Linked DNA regions of Homo sapiens: region 2 is linked to region 1. A link is a loop called in an ENCODE intact Hi-C map of the cell type or tissue named here. Cell type or tissue: endothelial cell of umbilical vein. All regions are shown on one strand. Each heading gives the region's core, and the rest is flanking DNA. Links, peaks and the distances in the headings are about the cores only.

Region 1 (8,341 bases), core at 281-8,280:
GCGGTGGGTGGAGGGTGAAGGATGTCTGTCTTTGTTTAAATGCTTGACATTCCTGTCGTCGTGCTTGCTTGCGGGGGTAGACCGTGTGTGCGCGCCTGGGGAATAAACACATGTTGGAAACCTCGATATTATTTTCTGAGCAGAAACCTGCAGCCTTTAGTAACTGGCAAAGTGTAGCGTCACCTATCTGGATAAAAGGGAAATAAACTTTAATGGCAACTTTGTGTACCAAAGTGTCCCCAGCTTTCCCATCTCTCCTTTTGACTTTGTGTCCCTTGACTGTCCCTATTTCCTGAAGCAAGGCTTCTCCAATTTTCATTCACGACCACCGCAGCCGGCCTCATCAGATCTCAGGTCTGGTTGTGTTTTTGAACTGAGCCATTTACTCATTTATTTCAGTGGCTGTAAACGAAGAGGCCCGGCTAGGATTAAGACGACTGAGACGGACTGTAGGTATTTGGGGAGAATTTTTACCATCTCGAAAGAGAGAAAGGGCCGCTGCTGGGATTTGCTTAGTCTTCAGCTCGCCTGACGTATCCATACACATTTAAGGGCCTCCCCTCAAAGAAAAATTTAAAGCCGAAAAAATAAAATCTGTCCAGTGTGGGTATTCTTTACGAGACCTGGGTGACGAGGCAGAATGATTTAAACAAGACAAACACCAATAAAGTCAACGAGCAGATGTAGCGCGCGGTTGTTTGGGCGGGCGCAGGAACAGGAATGAGGAGGGAGAGGCGGCAGAGATTTCCAAGCTCTCCCTACAGGGGATCGTAGATGCCCGTTGGATGGAAGTGTGTCTAAGTGTGTGTCAGGGAGCTGGCGAGTATTTTCCAGTCTGTGAAAGTAGCATCACCCCAGGGGTGGTGGCTCCTCCTCCGAGGCCAGGGCAGGGAACCCGGCCTTCCCGCTAACCCTCCCGCTGCTGGCACCCGAACCTCTCAGCTCTGTATCTGCAGCATCAGCGAGAAAAGCCCCGCGCGCAGGCTCAGTGCGCACCGCCGCAGTCTCGAGCCGGGGGCGGGGGTGGGCTCCGCAGCGCCTTCGCGGCCGGCTAAGTGGCAGTAAAGCCAAATCCCTCTTACATTTGGCAAGAACCCGGGTTTATCGGAACGCCTGCCTCTCTCCAAACCTCCGACCCTGGTTCCCCTTTTTCCCAGGTTGGAGGCAAATGGGAGAAGCCGTCTCCACTCCGCGGCCTTGCGCCGTGCATTCCGATGCGCGGCAATATGGTGCAGTGCACTCACTCCCCTCATCGCCTTACTAAGATTTTGCAAACTTCAGGCAGCCGCTTGGGCAGAAACGTTGTGCACTCCCTCTTCCCTCTCCAGACCATAAACTTGAATAAGCCTCTCCGCATCTTCAAAGCATTTGCTCGCGGCTCTGGCGCGCACTCTCCAGGCGCACACTTGAGCGGGGCGCGAAGGAGTGGGCGGCTTTTCCTCAGCGCGCTGCACATTTCTTCCCGGATGACTAGGGAGTTGCAGCGCGTCCTTCACAGTGGAGTGGTTTCCTCTTTGCGAGCGGGAGGAAGTCTCCAGCCCGCCCTCCTCACTCTCATTCCTACCAACTTCGCGGCGGAGCCAAGCCAGCGTGGGAAATGGGTCCGACGTGTGCTGCATGGAGAACAGCGAGGACAGACTGCGGGGGCCAAGAAGCCTGCTGGCTTTGCTCCCACCCCCATCAGTCCCAGGCTCCGACCTTTCTGCCAGAGCAGCAAAGAAGTGGCGGCGGCTTTGCCCTGCAGCGCCGTTCTGGGCAAGCAAAGGAAATGGGCGGGGTAGGGGTACGGGGGAGGTGAGAGGAGCCCTCGGGGCGCCCTTGCGGCGGCTGGAGCTCCCAGTCCTCTTCCGCCCCCTCTCTAGGGGCTGACACTCTCTCCTCTCGCCGGCGCAGAGGATGAATGAAGAGAGAAGCAGTTTCTCCCACCCCCGCCCCATTTCCGCAGTCTTAGAGCCAGTGTCACAAGTGCTCAGCAATTTCATTAAATGGAACCGGGAGACTTAATCCCCCCCGGTACCAGACCTCACCGAGGGAATGTGATATCCGGCTTCGCTCCCACCCACCAACCCCCCCCCCCCCCCCCCCCCGGCTTCTCAGACCCGAGGCTGCATTTATCTACTCAACCTGAGAGGAAAGGGTTCAGAAGGAAATGGGATCGAAAGTGTAACCGCCTGCAATAAATTAAAGAGCCTGCTGCTGCTGCTGCTGCTGCTGCTGCTGCTGCTGCTTTGGCGGCCAGAACTGGAGAGAGAAAATGAGATCAGTGCCCTAAAGCTTGCATCGATCAGAGTGATTAGACGTCATCGCATGTAGGAAGCAAAATGTTTGAGGGAATGTTGAAATGGAGATTTCTGTTTTTTCTTTAGTGGCTTTTTAAAAAAGAACAATAAAAGGAAATACCCCTTTGAAATCAAGATGTAAAAAATGAAATTGATTAAAATATAAATATCATCCCGTGCTAATATGCATTTAATAAAACCTTGACAAACGATTCATTTTCTGTGCCAGAAATCTTACCCTAAACTTAAAATATTCAGTAGATTTTTTTTTTTTAATTTACCTACTAACCTCGCTTGCTTAAACCTGTTTTGCCGTTAAGAAATTTCAGTGGCTGAACTGAAAAATAGCATTCAGGGTCCCTGATGTAGTTCAAGCCTCAAGAAAAGACAGTAAGAGAAGTAACTACAACAAAAGTTTATGGTTAAGAATACAAAGTAGATGCTGGAGATGTGATCTCAGGGGGCCTTTCATTTATAATAGACGCTGTATTCACAATAATATGAGAAAAAGGTTAAATACAGTAAACACGATAGCCAGTTCTGGAAAGATAAAAACAGTTTGACAGAAAAGGAGAAAGTAACTCAAGAACTCCACCAAGGGACAAACAGAGGAAATGACACTCGGATATCTCTAAATCCATTGACCTTTCATCTTTTTAAAAAGGGTCTTCTATCTGTAGACGTGTTTTCTAGGCCTTTATGATCAACCATTTCTCTAACCCCTTTCGCTAAATTTGATACTTCAGTCTTCCTTTTCTAAATAATTACTACAAACGATTGTCCTTTAAACATATATTACTTGAAAGAGTAAACATATCTGTGCATAACTATTCCAAGTATGATTCTGATCCTTGAGACTCTGAGAAACTTTAGATATATTTTACAGCCTTAAATCCATGCTTGTAGTATTAACATGTTTAGTAGACTGAAATGACTAAATTATTCATTGCAATAACAGCCTTTTTGATAGACATTAAAACTCATCAGTTTAAATAAGGAAACCACAGATTTCCTTTTAAGCAGGTAATAACTGCTTGCATCAGTGGTTATTTAATTGGTTTCTAGCCAAGACATAGAATAAGTTGTGCTGTTTAAATCAAGAAATCATATGCAAAGCTATATTTTACAGTGTATCTATAAAAGAAGCACACAGAAACTAAACTAAGTTGATTCATACTATCTACTGGATAACTATAAACATTTCCACAAGGCCGATATGAAAATCTCATTTACAAAAAAAAAAAAAAAAAGAAGAAGCTTTGAAAAATAAAATTTTAAGTGTTTATTAGCTCACACGCTGTCTGGTTTTCAGATTTCAATAGAGTGTTTTAGGTTTTAAAATAACACAGAATAAATGATTTTTACCTTAAGTTTAGCACATATTGACAGTTGATTTTTTATTCATTTTCTAAAGGTTTACATGCCAAAATATGTGCAATATAGCAGAGATTTACAAGTCATGACACACATAAAAAGATCCAGTCAGTGACTATAACTGGCATTTGTCTTTTACTTACAAGATCATTAGTTTATGAATTTTTTCAACTTTACATTAATTTTCATACATTTACAAAAATGTAAGTTGGGGGCACACAGTATTTTATAAAATCTGGATTACTTCTGGGAAAAAGACCCTTGATAGGTTAAAAGCAGTACATCCTATTATTTAGGGTCATCTGAAGCTATCTCCTTTCACTATTGATGGTAAAATTAGACCTACCAATGCCCTTTGCAGTACGAACTTGGGAGATTTGCATATTTTTACTATCGTGGCAGGATATATCAAATACTGCTGTGGATAATGACCTCTAAGCTAGATAACATGTTAAGGATTTGGGGGAGAAATTTCATTATAATTGCTTGGACAAATTTAATTCCCAAACAAATGACCTTGCTTATAACAAGAATGGTTGAAAATTATGTATTAGCTTTAGAAGTTTTAGCACCTGGCTGTGTCGACCTAGCTAGGCCACTTCTTATGTTCATTCTGAATAACAGGCGGTAGAAAACTTTATTCAAACAAATTTGATTGATTGTAATTAGGAAATACATAATGTGGGATGTTTCTAGAATGAGAAATATAAGAAATTTGACTATTTCAGCAGCAATGAATTTTCTAACGACAGATGCTGATACTTATAGGGCAGTCATTGAGAACTTTCCCCAAGTATTTCTGACTGTGGCTTCTGGGCCTAACATGGAATTGTACCTCTTGGCCCCCTTGTGGCTAGATGAGGCCATTAACCAGTTCCGGGCAGCCCTAAGTGGAAGAGGAATTTCACTTCCCTGGGAAATACGGGTGCTGGTATGTAGTCATTGTTCAACTCTGTATAAGTCAGACTGGTTGTGAATTTGACTTAGGACCAATACTTGAAGAATTCAGTAAACTTCAGGCTGACATTGATTTGGGAAAGTGGTAGTACCTTTTCGATACCCATTTCAGTGCTTTTAAAATAAATCATCCATGTAAAGCTGAATTAAGAAGCATATCAAAGTAGATAATATGGGTTCAACAATACATCCCTATAAATCAGCAGGTGTGGTGTGCTATCCAGTCACAGAGAGAAATACAATTCCATTCACAAGACAAGTTCTTCATAAAGCTACACACATTTGTATCTGGTGATTTTTAACACTATCAAACTGTTTAGTTAATATTTTTTCTAGTAACTGGTACAGAATTTGACACTCTGAACAGGACTCTTTATAAAGTATTGTTGACTCACAGTGGGATGGAAAGATAAGCATGATTCTTTGTATGTATGTTTTTTTTTTTCTTTCAGTTCTTTTTATTTCTTGGTTTGGTTGTGTAACTGATTCTCAATATTGTCTGCAAATGATTGGATAAAAAAATTGCAAAAATATAAATACAAGCTTGGAATTTGAGTAACATAGGTATAAAATAGTAAGTGTTTTGACACATTATTAAACTAACAGCACTGATTACTAACAGTATATGTTATCCAGATCTTTCTGTTCCTTAGTGATTCTTTACCTCTCTTTCCAGATGTTAGATTATGTCTGCCTGATCATGTCTGCCAATTTGGAAGGAAGGAATAGTCCTTAACCCTGCCTTTTCAGTGATATCTAATATAAAGCTTCTCTTTTTCATCTAATACCTAGGCAGCATTGTGCTTTTTTTTTTTTTTTTAGATGGAGTCTTTTTCTGTCACCCTAGCTGGGATACAGTGGCTCACTGCAACTTCTGCCTCCTGGGTTCAAGCGATTCTCCTGCCTCAGCCTTCTGAGTAGCTGGGACTACAGGGGCGCACCACCACACCCAGCTAATTTTTGTATTTTTAGTAGAGATGGGGTTTCACCATGTTGGACAGGATGGTCTTGAGCTCTTGACCTCATGATCCACCTGCATCGGCCTCCCAAAGTGCTGGGATTACGGGCGTGAGCCAACACTGCACCTGGCCACATTTTTTTAAATAAAATATATTTAAAATATAAGAGAGAGGTTAAGAGCAAAATATGCCGAACTGAAAAAGGTATCACTGAAACTAAAGCCATGCCCTTGTTTCTATTTTATTTTCTCCTATGAAACGGTATTTTCTAAAGGTCTATAAATGAAAATTGCTTTGAACTAACAAAAGTTCTTCTCTGCAGGCATCCTGGCAATTGTTTCCCAGTTCCAGAATTACCCTCCTGGCCAGACTGATTGTGATGCCAATGAGGCTCGAGCTTTCAGGGTCTCTTACTTGTACCAGCTTCTTCCAAGACCTTGAAGTTGTGGTGCAGTGAGGGAGTGTTTGCACAGTTATGAGTTTGATATTTGCAAGAGTAAGAATTTTAACTACGATAGGTTAAGAGCACGTCTTTATCTCATTCCAGTTTCCTCTTTGCCACACTACTTGTTTAAATTGTGTTAGAGAGATCACAGGCATTTTGAGGATCCAGCTAAGGGAAAGTTGAGATGGGGATACATTTAATTTGGATGTGTTAAAATGTATTTTTATGAATTCACACTCCTGTTCTCTCACAGTTCAGTTGTTGCTAGCCATCATAGTGTAGAATGGCTTCCAAGAATTTTCGCAAAATCCACTTTGCCAGCTCATCAGTATGGTCGTGCAAAGGTGCAGCGTCACAGGTTGTGATGTGATAGGTTCCCAGGCCTATGTGGGTGATAGAGTGCAATCAAGGCTTAAATGTATGGAGCCAGAAACTAGTCTGTAGAAAGCTCTTTCAATTATTAGACATGAAATTCCAAGCTAAGAAGGTGCTTTCTTATTGATGTTGAAGGGTTCAGAATATGCGACAGTGGCATAAAGGACTATTTTGAGTTGAAGACATTTGAGAATCAACAGCTGCAGAAAGAAGCTTTTTCTAAACTCTGTCTTTTTAAAAGCAATGCCTCCTGCAAATAATTCCATTGTTATAAATCCCTTCCCTGTGAGTCTCACAACCACAGAGGAGCAAATCTTAGCATCGACCTGAAGAAGTCAGCACAAGGTAGCACCTGGAAAGAGAAACAGATACTGGCATAAAACTATTATATCTAACATTTATTCTCTTAAGGGTCCATTGATCTTCCCTAAAAGTCATTTGTTTCCAGAAGTGCCCTCTGCCCTCCCCTGTACTCTATTAAGATGATATATAAGTGCCCAATTCTAACTACCTCCTTGAATCACATTTCTTTGTCAACGCCCATGTACACATACATAATTAAATCTGTTTTTCTCTTTTAATAATCTGACTTTTGCAAGCTTAATGTGCATACCCCTCAAGAACATAACCTAAACTGGTAGAGAAAAAGCTTTTCCTCTCTGACAATGTCTAATCAAAGCAAAAATCCTCTTTTGTCAGGAATTACTCAATAAGACAGCAGATATACTAAAAACATGCTATTCTTTTGAGTGTGTATGTCTTTTAAACACAAATACAAAATTTATTGGAATCCATGTTTGATGGTACAATTATGTAGTAGCAGTATTGCAAACAGCATTTGCATGAGTGGGCATAGGTCATCAAGACGGCTTACTAGAGGCACTCAGCACATCATGTTCCCTCCACACACACACACACAAAAACCAAAAAAGAACAAAAACAGTGAGTAGATAACCACATGTCAAAATAGAGCATCTAAGGGAGAACACTAGATTTTAACAAGGAAGTAACAGGGACCCTCTGAGGCAGGGAAATTCAAGATGGCAGCACAAACAGGGAAGCGAAGCAGCTGACTGAAATCAGCTCAGAGCCAGGAAAGACTTCCCATTGCAGGATAAAGGTAAGTGAAAGATCCCCAACAATCCACATTCCCTCTATAGACACCTGCAATCCTAGCTACAGAAGACCTTCTCGGGACCCAGAGTCCCTGAGCATAGTATAGGGAACTGCCTGGAATAAACACAACTACATTGCTTCAGAGAGGGAAATCATGCCAGGTCCCACCCATGCCCTGAGACCCAAGCTGTTGCAGCATGCCACTATTTTGAGAATGGGGCTGATCTCAGGCTACATCCTGTTTAATAAGCGATGCATTTTTACATTTCTGATGCACTTCCAACATCCCTTCACATTCACTCAGAATGCTGCAGTGTTGTCACACCATCTGGACCCAGCAGTGCAGCCATAACCCTGGCACACAAACCCATGAAGTACCCTACACCCTGGGCAATAAAAGGTCCAGCACATCAGGGGGACTGCCTCCAGGACACAGAGAGGCAAAACATGCATTCCCCAAAGGCTGAGAACTGCATGCCCAGGGCAACTGCCACTGACAGCAACCCCACACATACCATCTAGGGGCTTGAAGATGGGCTTGTCCAGCCCACTGTTATCGCTACTAGTACCTGCACATACCACAAAAAGCCTGAGAACCAGCCCATGCAGAGCCCCAGTCCCCAGTGAAGCCTCACCACAGCCTCCACAAATAACCACAGCCCAATCCACTGAAGAATTCACAGGCAACTCTGTTATTGAAGCCTGAAGAACTCATAGGCTGAAGAAATCAAACGAAGAGTATACCAGAGAACCCACCCAGAACAAAAGCCAAAGTACCCTACCAAAGTAATACTATAGACAGATCTATAGAAAAATGTCTTTCCCTTCAAAAGCTA
Region 2 (8,341 bases), core at 247-8,246, 390 kb before region 1:
ATAATATTGAGCATTCATGAACAACAAACCTTCTTTCACACCAGTTTATGCTGTAATTAAAAAATTTAGGAGGGCCTCCAATGAAGTCAAGGTTAGATTGTAACAGCGTCTGCCTATGTATAGAGATATGGAAGCCAATTTATAAATCCATTGCTTAGATTATCAGCATCAGGTGAAGTACTGAAATGTACCAATGGCATTGTCTGTGGGACATGGCAGAGTACTTATATTTGGAATTTAGGAATACGTATTTTGGAAAGCAAACCTTGTCTTCTTCAATAGTTTCAACTAAAGGAATATTAATTTGGTGAAGGCTGCCAGAGATAAACCCATGAAATGGTTATACTTGTGAGAAGTACACGACAATGAGCATATATTAGTCCCATTCTCTGTATATTATAAAATAAATAAACACATTCAAACCTAGAGGTAGCAGTCATGAACACCTAGCTAAACACTATTCATTACAGTAATTTTACCTTTGAATAAATAAATCTCTATCATGTAACATTCTAACAACAAACTTGACTTTATCCTCTTACAATCTTATAATTTGACTATTTCATGGCTTGATTTTTTTGCACTGTTTTGTTTTACATGGGAAAAGGTTGAAGCTAACAACCTTACTTTAATAAATATGCTTAAAGATATTTCAAAAGCAGCCTTGTCAATTATTCTTTTAGCATAGTCATCATGGTAGATTGCTAAAATGGTCATAATTCTCCATCCTTTCCCATATCAATGCATATTTTGCAAAGTGACTTTGCAGTTTTTCCCCTCACATGGTAGAGTCTGTTTTCCTACCTTTTAAACTAGGCTTAGCCTTGAGACTTGCTTTGATTAATGGAATGGGGTGGAAGCAACATTGTTACACTCCCAGCCTTTGCATGTTCCTACACTTGTGTCATTTCTGTCATGGCATGGGAACAAGCCTGAGCCAGCCTGATGGGGCAAAGGTGGGCTGTTGTCCCAGGAAAGGACAAATGGAAGAGTTCAGCCAACATTAGCAAAGCAACCCAACACAACCCCTAGTGGACCGCAGAAGCAGAATGTGTCCCACCAAGAACAGCTCACTATGGCTCAGGTGAGAAGAAATACCCAGCTGGTAAGAAATGTTTATTGCCTTAAGCCAGTGAGTCTTCAGGTCTTCAGGTAGTTTGTTGCACAGCAATGGCTGATAGTATTCTCTGCACAGTTTATCCTTTCTTCTTATATGACTAATGCATATAATGCTCAATGTGTAGTTGTGAAAAAAAAAATGAATTGATCCTTGCTAATATGTTATGTATCTACAATGTATTGCACAGTTGCTTTACACCAGCCATCTTCTAAACATTTTGCACTTACAATTAATTTTCTCCCCCATAAAAATAGCAGCTGTGAGCCTTACTTTTCCAGCTGTGAGATAGGTGCCTATGCAATCACAAAAACAAGATTTGTCTCTTCTGAAATTTTTGCTGATAGTAGAAAACCATGTGGCACAAACACTGATTCATCGAATTAGCAGTTAACTTAGTTAAAAAGATTATTCAATCTTTTGGCACTCGTTTCCCCCGTCTCTTTTTCCTGTATAATTAGAAAGTGATTTTTTTTTTTTTTTTTTTTTTTTTTTTTTTTTTTTTTTTACTGTATGCTGTATGTTACAGTCTACTATAGTCATTGCTCTATTTTTAGAATATGTCAGTACACACTGGCTGAATTCCACATTTTCTCATTAGTAACTTTTTCAGTGGTCTTTATTACACTACATTTTATTTTTGAAAAGAAAAACTCACCTTTTACTAGGGTAGGACAGAGGAATAGGTTGAATATTTACAGATTTCATACCATAAACATGATCTGGTCTATTTTGGCCTTGGAAATTAAGATAATTTTAATTAAGTTTTGCCTTTGGCTAGCATCAGTGACATAGAAATGTCCTTTTCTGTAGTTTTCTTTGGAAATGCAACAAACTAAAAAATGCAGAAGTACTATACTTTGTATGTTAAGGCATTACCTTAAGTGTTGGTTCATTTTGTTACTATAAAAAAGGTTGATATTTTTGGCTGCCCCTTAAGTGAATTTAATAACAACTACTAATAAAAATATTTGCAAAAGTATTTTACATATATCTAATCATAAATATCCACAAAATTCCGGTGAGAAAGGTAATTTCATACCCATTTTAAGGAAGATAAATTACTTATTCACGTTAACATAGAAAAAATGAAAGTCTAGTTTGACTGACTTCAAAGACTATATTTTTCCCACTAGATTATAAACTACTTTTATTTCTCCCAACTAAGAACTGTGAACATTTTTTAGATATATATTGATATGGAATCTATTACCCCAAAGCCCAAAGTGAAACTGAAGCAAAGAAAAAGATTAGAAACTCTCATCCCAGATGACTAACTCAGTGGTACCTGACTCAGAGGAATATTATACTGACATCTCTTATCATTTTGACTGATGTCCTGTTTCTGTCTCAGAAGAAAAGAACATTTTCCTTCCTCTGTCATCTGTGCGAGCTAAGCAAGCAGGAGATTGCTTTTGACTCATTATAATTATCAAAACTGCTTTCTCACTCTCATTATATGTCTTTGGTCTCTCTGCTGAACTACATTGCTTCAGCGATTTTGTATGCCAGTTAATGGGCCTTCTAGCACATATATTTGTATCATCCTTCTTTGCTTTATTGTGAGATAGAAAGAAAAAAGAATCGAAATGCAAAATGCATTTCTATCACCATTTAGCCTTCAATTTGCATTATTTCACCCACGTATTCATGTCATTACTTGTATATCATAGTACTTAGTTATAAAAAAATTTCGTGGGTAATTTTATCAGATATATACCCTGCTTTGAGTGCCCATGAAGATTGTAGAAAGGTTAAACTTTTGAACAAGAACTATTATTAAAAAACAGTTGGAAAACTAAAAAAAGGGAAATGTAGAAAATAAATAATGGTATTAGATTCCTCTACTGTGAGTAGTTACCTTAAGCAAATAATCATTCAAGAAGTAAAAGTTATTAGTATGAGTAGGATAGAGAAGTTAAGAGCGTAATGCTTAGAAAACCATAATGGATTATTAGGAAAGGATGAGATGCTCATCTTTTATTAAACATCAAAATCTACAGACTAATGTCAAAGATAAAATGTGTGTGTTTTCATCAATCACACCACATGCTACTTCCAGAAATAGAATACTATCCTAAATGGACCATACTTCAGAACCAGTATGATATGTCTAAATAAGATTCCTTCAACATGAGTGTGGCCAATTCACCCAGTATTGTTTTCCTGTTATGAATAATTTCATGATAACTGATGTGAAATAAACAGTCAAACTCTGGCCTTCTGGGGCCAGGAAGTATGGTTAATAATGTTAAATAGGAAGTAACATGACATTCATACTTCTGCCTAAAGGCAGATCCACTTTTAGCCCAGAACCCAATCAGGAAGTGGCTCTTCCATCCAAAGGAGCAGAGTATAAAACCTCCTTTTCATCAACAAAGGACACAGGGAAACCTCACTTCATCGCACTCAGAAAGAGCCATGCAAATAGCAAGAACAGCTACATTCTATAGTTAGCACTTACCTGGTGACTAGCGTACCACAGAAACTAAAGGAAGAAAAGTAGATCCTCCCTAGCAGCACATCTAAAAATTTTGTATTGTCAGGAAATTTTTGCACAATCGCTTATATAAAGGCTGACCATTTCTGCAATTAATATTAAGGTTTCACCTCAAGAAAGCCTCTTCCTAGCACAGACACAAGATCAATAAGAAAGTGGGACAAGAAAGTCAATGGCAGAGCTTTGAAAAGGAATCAGAACTGGCCTGGAAGAGGGAGGACTGCCTTAAACATACTTTGAATTTTTGTTTTGTCTTATTTTATTTCTGTTTCAAAAACCATAAAGTTAATACAATACTCCTGTTACATACAATACTGTGAAGTTTTAAAAGTATATATACATATATATATATATTTTTTTTTTCTTTTTTTGAGACATAATCTTGCTCTGTCACCTAGGCTGGAGTGCAGTGGCGCGATTACGGCTCACTGCAAGCTCTGCCTCCCGGGTTCACGCCATTCTCCTGCCTCAGCGTCCCGAGCAGCTGGGACTACAGGCGCCCGCCACCATGCCCAGCTAATTTTTTGTATTTTTAGTAAAGACGGGGTTTCACCATGTTAGCCAGGATGGTCTCGATCTCCTGACCTCGTGATCCGCCCACCTCGGCCTCCTAAAGTGCTGGGATTACAGGCGTGAGCCACTGCGCCTGGCCAAAAATACTTATTCTATGCTGTGCTTACATTCATAGAATGAGCTCCATTATTTTCTAACAATACTTATTATAGCTCCAAGTTTAACACACACACAAGCACACACACCTACACTAGTGTCATCAAAAGAATTCTGGACTTGAGAACATTGCTTCTTCATTTCAGTGATATTGCTGATCCCCAGAGTGAGCAAAGTGACTCTTTAGAGCAAGCACCTCCAGGGTATAGAGCCCTAATAATGGTATCCCATTCAGGGAGTTTCTCAATCTTCCACCCAACCGTTCTTATACATATGTATGTGGTTTCTAGAAGGTACTCCTGATATTTCCCTGACTGATACCCTGGCAGAATTTAGCATCAAAAAACCTTGATTTTTGTGATTCATTCACATGCATTATGTTAAATAGAATATTGCTATTCTCATCATTCATATAAGTTAGGTTTAGGATATAAATTTACTGTCACAAAACTCATAATGTTATTTTATATAATTGACTTAATAGCTTTATATATTTAAAGTGTCCTTTACTTATACACAAAGAAGTAAATGAAGTATGACAATTATTCAGTGAGAATGAACACATCAGTTCAAAGCTAGGTTTAGGATTTAATATTTTCAACGAGGAACTTTATTCCCCATTCTACTTTACATATGAAGGTAGGCGCCATCCTTTGGGTCAAAATGAAGCCGTTTTCCATTTTATTAAGTTCAAATGAAGTCTTTGAAATATCACATACCAATTGTCATGTGTTCCTTAAGGTACACTGGTGCTTTCATATTAAATAGCTTGTCCAACCCTTTTACCACCTATACCAGCCAAATTTTACCAATGCAGCTTTGCATACAAATCTGACTTCCCTTTCAGTTGGCATACTTCTTGTTTGAGCTGGCACTAATTGATCAATACGCTCATACTTCAGCTGTTCAAGCAGCAGCTAACCAGGCAGCCACAACAAACACAATTCTGGCAGCTCCTAATGTGTGTCTCTGCCTGTAATTCAGATGCTGTTTGTAAAGAGTTTACATGTAGACCACGTCGCTCTTAGAAAGCTCAGTGTTAGGATTTTAAACAGAAAGCTTATTAGGCACACAGTCCTGCAAATTAAATCATTTTAAGTAGTTGCTCAAAATAGTTTGGGAAGACAGAGTGCATGGTAATGTATTTTTATACACAAAAACTAACATTTTCTTGGACAAGTGTACTGCTATAGAAAATGATAACATTCTGGCAAGAAGCACTAAGCATTGATTCAATTAAGTGCTATATCATTTACCTAAAAGAACAAACTGATTTCTTCCCAGTGTAAATCATAGAGATTGTGGAGAGAAGGGGTGCGTATGAGAAAACTAGATGTTTTTTTCTTCCACTTGCTTTAAGTATATTTGGCAGGAAATATAATTTAGTACAATTAGGGATGAATGCATTTACTCAAAACCTCACACAGTTCATTTCACTGAACACTCTGAGCAGATTCAATGTTAGTCACCATTCTGGGTGCTATGGTGGTAGAAAAATAAACAGAACTAAGTGCTTGCACTGCAAGAGCTCACAGTATACTGAAAAAGACAAATATTGAGAAACTTTAACTGCAATGCACTTTCTGTAGCATTATGCTATAGGAGCCCTTGTTTAGGTGAAGAATTCTCCCTTGGGAATGCATTTAATCTGGATATTGAAATGGTTGGCTTTTGACCACCAAGGAATGGAGTGGGGGTACAGCGAGCATTACAGTCAAGGGAACAGCATAAGTAATTGCATGGAGGCATGAAACCGTATCACGTATTTGGGGTCTTAAACTGATCCAGAATGAATAGACCAGATTAAATGGGGGAAATAAGGTTTGAAAAGAAAAGAAAGCAGTTGGTGGTGTTCAGTGCTATGCTTAGAAATCTCACACCCTTTAAGTGAAAAATGGTAAACAATTAATGTTTCTAAATAGGTACGTGGGTATATGAGATCCATTATTGGAGGAACAGTCATATTCATAGAGGGGAATGGAATAGATAAAAGGATACTCTAGTAATCCAGGGAAGACAGTGGTGACAGTCAGCTAGAGAGAATCAGGAAGATCAGAGCAACATTTTTAAAGACAGAAATTGGGAGGCTCATGCTTGTAATCCCAGCACTTTGGGAGCTGAGGCAGGTGAATCACTTGAGGTCAGGAGGTTGAGATCAGCCTGGCCAACATGGTGAAACCCTGTCTCTCTAATAAAAATACAAAAAATTGGCTAGCCTTGGTGGCATGCACCTGTAATCCCAGCTACTTGGGAGGCTGAGGCACGAGAATTGAACTGGGAGGTGGAGGTTGCAGTGAGCCGAGATCACGCCTCTGCACAGCAGCCTAGGTGACAGAGCAAGACGCTGTCTCAAAAACAAAAACAAAAAAAGAAAAGAAAAGAAATTGGGAAAATTTTCCAAAAAATTATATGCCTTGTAAATAAATAAATAAATAAAATATCCCTACAACTCTAAGCTTTCTAATTATAGAAACACTGCAAGGAAGCATAAGAAAACAAATGTATAAAATTATTTGATGTCTCTCAAGCAATATGGTTACCAAAATGTGAAAGACACTGATCTGGCAGTTAGTCATACGTCTTGTAAGGAGACCTGTATTATAGCTAATATTAAATATTTGACCAGAAAATGGTTATAACAAATATTATATTTTTTCTATATGCCACATGTAAATACTAATGTAAACATCAGTTAAAAAACAAAACTTACCTGCAAACATGAAAAATTATTCAGTGATTACACATTGTTCAAACTAAATTATATATTTGTCGTAGAGTTCTATGACACATAATGAACAAAAGTTATGTATTACTGAATGTGATTCATTTAGATCTCACAATGAATCTAAATTACATCTCTAAAAGGTAGGTTGTTATTACTATGTCTCATAGAAAGTCCAAAGAAGGCACAGGAAATAAAAGTTACATGTACAAATTATGTGTACAGATACAGATACATGTATTTTGTACATGATACTTGACTATAATCCTGATACACCTTTCTACACCTTTCATAAGATTTTTTTTTTTTTTTTGAGATGGAGTTTTGCTCTTGTCACCCAGGCTGGAATGCAGTGGCATGATCTTGGCTCACTTCAGCCTTCACCTCCCCGGTTCCACCACCACACTGGCTAATTTTTGTATTTTTAGTAGAGACAGAGTTTCGCCATGTTGGCCAGGCTGGTCTCGAACTCCTGACCCCAAGTGATCTGCCCACCTCAGCCTCCCAAAGTGCTGGAATTACAGGCATGAGGCACCGTGCCCAGCCCATAAGACTTTTTATTTACAAATGCTTTTCCTCATTTCATTTTCACGTTAAATCTACAATATTATAAACACCCGTGCTTTTATGACTACTGCCTCTTCCTGTTCATATCACCAGCCCCAGAGTGGCTAGCAAAATAAAGTATTTCAGTTTCCAATTTTTGTACTTGACTTGGTTTAGATAGATACCAGGTGACATTATTACTTTGGATTTAGGCTATCATTTGGAGTACACAACAGTAAAAAAAAAAAAGGATCATAATATTGTTTTGAAAGTGGCTACATTTGGGGGAACTACCAGATATACTAGTTTTCATTTACAGTAACAATTCTAAGAATGATACCTATTGCTAGAATTCTGCATATCTTATTCCATTTTAAATCACTCTCTGTTACTGGAAGATATGAAAACATTAATAAGGCTTGAGAAATGCTCCACATGGGTAATATTTAAGTCATTAGGGTCAGAGCCAAGTGAAATTTTTCATACATAAAAAGATGAGTTTGTTAAGGCAAAATATTCCTACCATGTCCTTTCATTTGTAATATGGAATTATGCTTGGTTCATCCATATTTTACCACGAGAGTGTACAGATGCAACAAGCACACAAGGGGAACATCTCATATATCTGTAAATCACTCAATATGCTTCGCAGTGCCTTGCATTTATAAAAACTATACTCAATGCATTTATATAATATGCTTGGTTTTGAAACATTTCAGTTGAAAGGAAAATCTAAAGGTCAATGCTTACTCTGTTAAGATAAGACTTTTCATATTTAGAAATAACA

What was found. Peaks named below come from ENCODE experiments on the same cell type or tissue, not always from the same donor. Only the 100,000 strongest peaks of a DNase experiment are listed, where the experiment ranks them.
Region 2: it touches region 1 in a loop (5-fold over the local background); 6 of 110 quality-filtered maps call a loop at or near these places.

What each region holds. Positions count from the first base shown.
Region 1 is chr4:30,710,781-30,719,121 of GRCh38, reverse strand. LOC124900844 reads left to right here and starts at 1. Exons shown (of 1, transcript XM_047416545.1): 1 at 1-2,491. The coding sequence starts at 1,215. The coding sequence ends at 1,781. In endothelial cell of umbilical vein, for the core only: CTCF peaks have their summits at 2,862 and 4,513 (motif pointing left); DNase peaks (open chromatin) are centred at 881, 1,461, 2,691, 4,511 and 1 weaker place; H3K4me3 peaks cover 2,511 bases; H3K27ac peaks cover 1,822 bases.
Region 2 is chr4:31,101,654-31,109,994 of GRCh38, reverse strand. All of the region lies in intron 2 of PCDH7 (protocadherin 7), which reads right to left. Among named protein-coding and RNA genes, the nearest start is that of LINC02497, 65 kb to the left of the region's middle. In endothelial cell of umbilical vein, for the core only: no CTCF peak of the experiment used is centred there; a DNase peak (open chromatin) is centred at 3,304.